Linked DNA regions of Homo sapiens: region 1 is linked to region 2. The links are chromatin loops, found by intact Hi-C in ENCODE. Cell type or tissue: mammary epithelial cell. All regions are shown on one strand. Links, peaks and the distances in the headings refer to the core of each region. The heading gives the core; the rest is flanking DNA. Region 1 has its middle 1.9 kb from the start of SLC10A2. Region 2 has its middle 58 kb from the start of ERCC5.

Evidence for each region. Hi-C counts contacts between places; a loop is a spot of excess contacts. Peaks named below come from ENCODE experiments on the same cell type or tissue, not always from the same donor. Only the 100,000 strongest peaks of a DNase experiment are listed, where the experiment ranks them.
Region 1: it touches region 2 in a loop (10-fold over the local background); 2 of 110 quality-filtered maps call a loop at or near these places.

What each region holds. Positions count from the first base shown.
Region 1 is chr13:103,066,889-103,069,803 of GRCh38, forward strand. No RefSeq gene overlaps it. Among named protein-coding and RNA genes, the nearest start is that of SLC10A2, 1.9 kb to the left of the region's middle. In mammary epithelial cell, for the core only: a CTCF peak has its summit at 1,589; no DNase peak of the experiment used is centred there.
Region 2 is chr13:102,902,573-102,905,487 of GRCh38, forward strand. No RefSeq gene overlaps it. Among named protein-coding and RNA genes, the nearest start is that of ERCC5, 58 kb to the left of the region's middle. In mammary epithelial cell, for the core only: a CTCF peak has its summit at 1,281; a DNase peak (open chromatin) is centred at 1,919; H3K27ac peaks cover 1,138 bases.

The DNA of each region.
Region 1 (2,915 bases), core at 59-2,558, 160 kb after region 2:
TGTTGCAAATCAGGTGTCAGACTCTGAACTGGGACCCAGATCTCCATCCAATTTCCACTCCCAGTAGTTTTGCTACTGTATCAGTGTTTCCTGGAATTGCTTTGTAGTGTCCATAAAGTATATGGAAATTTAAGAAACTTCTAGGGTCTTGGTGCAAATCTGAGAGAGTAACATTTGGGAAGATAGAATGTTTTCTGTGTTTCCTGGTGGAAAGGAGTCTGACTTGCACAGCCACCCTCAACTACTTACACATGCAATTATGTGTGCGTTGTCATAGTAACAGAGTACTTTATAGATGGAGACAATACAATTATTTAGAGGGATGAACCTCAGAGAATTAGGTCAAAGTGACAGGATCTCTTTGTGCTTGGAGTCATAAATTGAAATTCGATTTTTTTTTTTTTGGCAGGGGGATTCCAAGAGAGATTTTTGTAAATGTCAAATAGTCGACCTCATGCTGGGCAGAACGCTGTATTTCAGTATACAGGGAAGATAAAGAAAGAGGTAGAGAAGAGATTGTCCTGTTTTCAGGAGTTTATAACCCAGTTATTGAGTTAGGACACAGAGTAATAATAAAATTGAATATTCCGATCATGATTCACAATTTGTAGGACAAATTCTAATTTATTATTCAACTTAATCATCTTAAATTAAGTAGGATTAGCACTCCCATTTTACAGATGACGACTTAAGGGTTGAGGAAATTGAGTGCTTTAGATAAGGTTAAAGGGAAATGAGAGAACAACGTGTTTTCCTATGGCTGGTATCTGGAAATACTGGAACCGAGCGTTCTGATTATGTGAAGAAAGTGGTCGGTTTGGCTTGCTGGGGATTGGAGTAATATCTTAGAACAGAGCTTCTCAAAACTCAGTGTGAACAGGATTCCCCTGGGGGCCTTGTTAAAATGCAAATTCTGATTCTGGAAGTCTAGGGAGAGTTTTCTTTCTAGCAAGCTTGTAGTTGATGGCGATGACACTGATCTGGGGTCACACTTTTAGTATCATGGCTTCAGAATAGCAGAGTGACAACAGTTGTACCCATATTGGTGACAACGGAACTTACCGGTCACAACTGAAAGCAGCTTTTGCAGAGAAACTCAATATGGGAAAATTAACCTTTTTCATAACTGGAGTAAATGTGAGCTGTGGCTAGCAGAATGGGCCACTGAGCAGAAGAGCTAATAGAGTGAAATGCCCAAACCACAGGTGGGGGTGCCTAGGCATTGAGCTACTGGGAAAAACCTGAGCCATTTCCTTCCAGGGCAACCGTGATTTGTACTTGTTGATGTGGCTATCTGAGTGGTCACGTCCTGCCTGCCTTTCTAGCACAAGTGGGGGCTGCCATTGTCCCTGACCTGGCTGCCTGCCAATTCCTGGGAGAGCCTTCTGTCTTTCCCACCTCCTTCCCCACCCCAACAGCTAAATGATAAACCAGGTAATATCCAAAGAGGCCTCCCCTCCCACTCCTAGGTGTATCATGACTTGGCCCTACCCTGCTGGCTGCTCCAAGCATTTCCTGGGACTGACCTCTGGCCTACTTCTGTCGGGAGCTGGCCCTCCCCAGGGCAGATGAGCCAAGTGCACTCCCTGCTGCCACACCTGAGCATCTGCACCTAGCCGCTCACACCTGGGCACCTGCACCTGAGCACCTGTGGCTGGCTCTTCCCCCAACTCCCAAAGGTGGGTGAGGCAGATGCCCATGCAGTGGTGATCAGTTTACGGTCTCTCTTTTCTGATTTCTCTTAACCTCAAACATTAGGTGAAAGGCAGAAAGCTAGCCTAGGATTGAACGGCAAATAGCCTCTTCACCAGGTCTGATCTGCAAAGGAAAATTTGAGCCCTGCAGGCGGGAAGGATTTGGATTCTGAAATTTCTCTTAAAGTTGGAAGGCTGCAGTGCAAGGCCCAATGCACAGGGCTCAAGACAAGCATATTTAGACACCCTCCTTTGAACTCAAATGGGTTTCCCAGGGCAGGCCTCCTGTTTTGGGCCATGGCTGCTTCTGGGTTGGCCAGGTGTGATCCATACTTAGGCTTTTTGCTCACAGTGCTGGAAGCAGGGAAGAAAAGTGAAGGGAGCAGAAAGCAGGTTCAGAACAAAGCTCTTCTCAAATTTCAGATGACTTTCTAAGGAGATTTTAGGCTCCCAGGGGCAGAATGCTTTGCATATAGACAACTTGCAAATGAGCAGTCTGTTTGACTAGACAGAGTGCTACAGTTCTGCTTAAAAAAAAGTGCCAATGCATTTCTAATTTCACATTGTTTTTACATAAATTTGCACATTAGGCTTGAGAGGTTTTATATTCAAGTATCGGAATGATTCACAATTAATTAGTACCCTTAACTTCAGCTATATTCAAATCCAGACACTGAAAGTATCTAAATATATAAAAATCATTCTCAGGAAACAACAGGTGCTGGAGAGGATGTGGAGAAATAGGAACACTTTTACACTGTTGGTGGGACTGTAAACTAGTTCAACCATTGTGGAAGTCAGTGTGGCGATTCCTCAGGGATCTAGAACTAGAAATACCATTTGACCCAGCCATCCCATTTTACTGGGTATATACCCAAAGGACTATAAATCATGCTGCTATAAAGACACATACACACGTAAGTTTATGGCAGCACTATTCACAATAGCAAAGACTTGGAACCAGCCCAAATGTCCAACAATGATAGACTGGATTAAGAAAATGTGGCACATATACACCATGGAATACTATGCAGCCATACAAAATGATGAGTTCATGTCCTTTGTAGGGACGTGGATGAAATTGGAAATCATCATTCTCAGTAAACTATCGCAAGAACAAAAAACCAAACACCGCATATTCTCACTCATAGGTGGGAATTGAACAATGAGATCACATGGACACAGGAAGGGGAACATCACACTCTGGGGACTGTTGTGGGG
Region 2 (2,915 bases), core at 115-2,614:
CATACCCAGCAAAGACTTCACTAAGTTTTTCTTTGCAAGGAATATTGAGCACGTATTAGAGCGATTAATTTAAAGGTGTATGTTGATCTTAAAACACTAATGTGGGAAGCGAAAGACCGTATTATATAAAGGAGATGCTGAGGTGGAAGCAAATGCTGTTCTTTTGCTTGGGCAACGGCTCAGGAAGAATGAAATGAATGAAATGCGGGCTGCCCTCTGGTGACTTTTCAGCAGAGAAGGCCAAGGGGGTGGGGATGAACTTTAAAACCTCATCTGATCTGTTTGTGGCCATATTCTGTGAACGGTGCTGATGTTTATAGGTCTGTTACTAGGCGGGAACTCTCCCTGAATCAGCAGAGTTAAGCCATGGGGTGATGTGAGAACACCAGTTCTTGGAAACCACCTTTCAGCAATCTTTCAACGGGAGGGCCCGCATGGACTCAGGCAGCACAGCCTTCCAATGCCAAAGACCAGGCCGTAGGGACCTAGTGGGAGAATGGAAGGACACCGATATCTTTGGCAGCAAAGTGCTTGTCTAAGTGGAAATGGCCTTTGGTGCCTGTTAGCCTGAGGTTGGCCAGGCACCTCTGTCCCTGGAGGGCGATATTGCAGAGTAAGCTGCAAGCCCTGGCTGGAGGACTCCGACAGGTGACAGGATGTAAGCTGATGCAGGAGCAGGGTGGTAGGTGAGGGGTGGTGGTGGGGGGTGGCTCGGAGAGCTGCCACGATGTCAGAGTCTGTCCTGTGAGCACGAGGTGCAGAGGACGGTGCTGACTGCCACAGGAGAGCAGAGGCAAGGCAGCCACTGAATGTTCCAGAATGGAGAGGAGGGAAAACGTTGTGTTTAAAACTTCTTGTGGGAAATGGCTACCCGGCACAGGCACAACTTCAAAAGCAGGATGGTAGAAATGGAAACCCGAGGGAGAGACTCCAAGGTTATTGAGGAAAAGAATCACAAGATGTTTTTCTCTGATCGTCTCTTTATTGTCCTCGTTCCTGGTTGAATTTTGAGCTGACCAGCAGAGCCTGAAGTCTGCCGATTGTCGTCTCTACGAAGCAGATGACTGAATACGGAGTTTGATAAATGCAAGAAGTCAAAGCCAACATCTGAAGAAATTTCAGCTGGGATGCTGATGCAATCTCTCTTAGACGAAATGCTTGCTTTGCTTCTATTTCATGCTCCTACCAAGCAGGTGAAATTCTAAGGATTTAGATACCATTACCCTAGAGATCCCAGAATAAAATTCGAGTATGAAATTACAGATGATCGCCACTGGGAGGCCCCAGTGATCTGCAAAATGAACTTTTCCTTCTGGATAAATAAGTGAAAATAAAAGAAATGATTTAAGCAAGTGAATTGAATTATAAAAGATGATATGCAAATGCATCAAAAGCGGCAAGGGGTAAATACACAACAATGTAATGTGATAAACGTGTGGTGTTGTCTTCTTTAATTAGACATTGTTTAAATTCCGCCCCTTGCCTGCGCACTATGCACACGTTATAAAATACATTCTCCAAGTAGAGGAGAAATGGGGGCTGGTTTCTAGTTCTTTGAACGCCGTACAGGTGTTCGTTGGTGTGTGGTGAGGCGGAAGGGGTGACGAGGGAGGAGAGGGAAGAGGATGCCAGTGTAAGGGAATGAAGACAGGGAGCAAGCAGAGAGGACACTGGGGTGGGAAGAGAGGTTTTGCTTCTTACAGCCTAAGAGGAAATGTCTGATCGGACTTGTCAGATTTCCATTTCTTGTAATCTAGTGGTTCTCAAACCTGAGGGTGCATCTGAATCACCTGGAGGTTTTGTCAAAACACAGGTTGCTGAACCCCAACTCCAGAGTTTCTGATTCAGTGATTTGGAATGCGGCCCAAAGATTTGTGTTTCTAAGTTCCTGGTGATGCTGATGCTCCTGGTCTGGGAACCAGACTTTGAGACACACTGTGTGGCTGTACACTACGTCTCCATCTTCAGAGATCATCATTTGAGACTGGGGCACGTTGGTACGAAAGGGAGATGCTTCCACCTACCTGCTCCACTGTGTCCTCCACTCATTTCATCTGCTGTGTCTGATGATTCACATCTCTAAAATGCACCTCTTTCTGGAAAGAACACCTCCCCAAGAGGCCTTCTATGAACCACCTGGGCAAATTCCTCTAGGCTCCATCCTTCCCAAGTTCTTGCAAGATTGCATGATACAGGCTACCATTTTTGCATGCACTTAATATTCTTTATGTGCCACGTATGCCCATTTGAGTCTAACACTTTAAGCATAGTTATAGTCTATGAAGTGAAGACGAAGTGAGAAAAATTGTGCAGAGCTTATTTGACAGCCAGAGACTAAGGGGATATTTCTTAAAATTATAGTTTGGGGACTTTGAATATGAGACGTGTGTCAGCTATTAAAGAACAGAGAGTGACAGTGTTTAATTTTATTGCTACAGTGTGTAATAGCTCCAAATTCAGACAGGCTCTTAATTAAAAATGTGCTCCTAGTACCAGAGATTGGATTCCCAACCTTTATATGGTCTTCAGAGGTATGATTCTGATATACACGAACAGTGACAATGTTGAGTGTGGGATTTATGGGGTACAGAGGAGTTTGTAAGGGATGGGGGAGCATGGTGGGGGAAGCTCAGTCAGAGTTTTTGATTTCATCATTGTAGGGGTGTACCTGGGCATGCACCTTGTTTTCACCCACCTTCACCACTTGCCGGATAAGCTAGAAGATGATTGGCATTGGTGAGATTTTTTTTTTTTTTTTTTTTTGAGATGGGGTCTCACTCCTACAGCCTTGACCTCCCAGGTCAAGTGATCCTTCCACTTCAGTCACCCCAGTAGTTGGGACTACAGGTGCGTGCCACTACACCTGGCTATTTTTTTGTATTTTTTTTGTAGAGATGGACTTTCACTATGTTGCC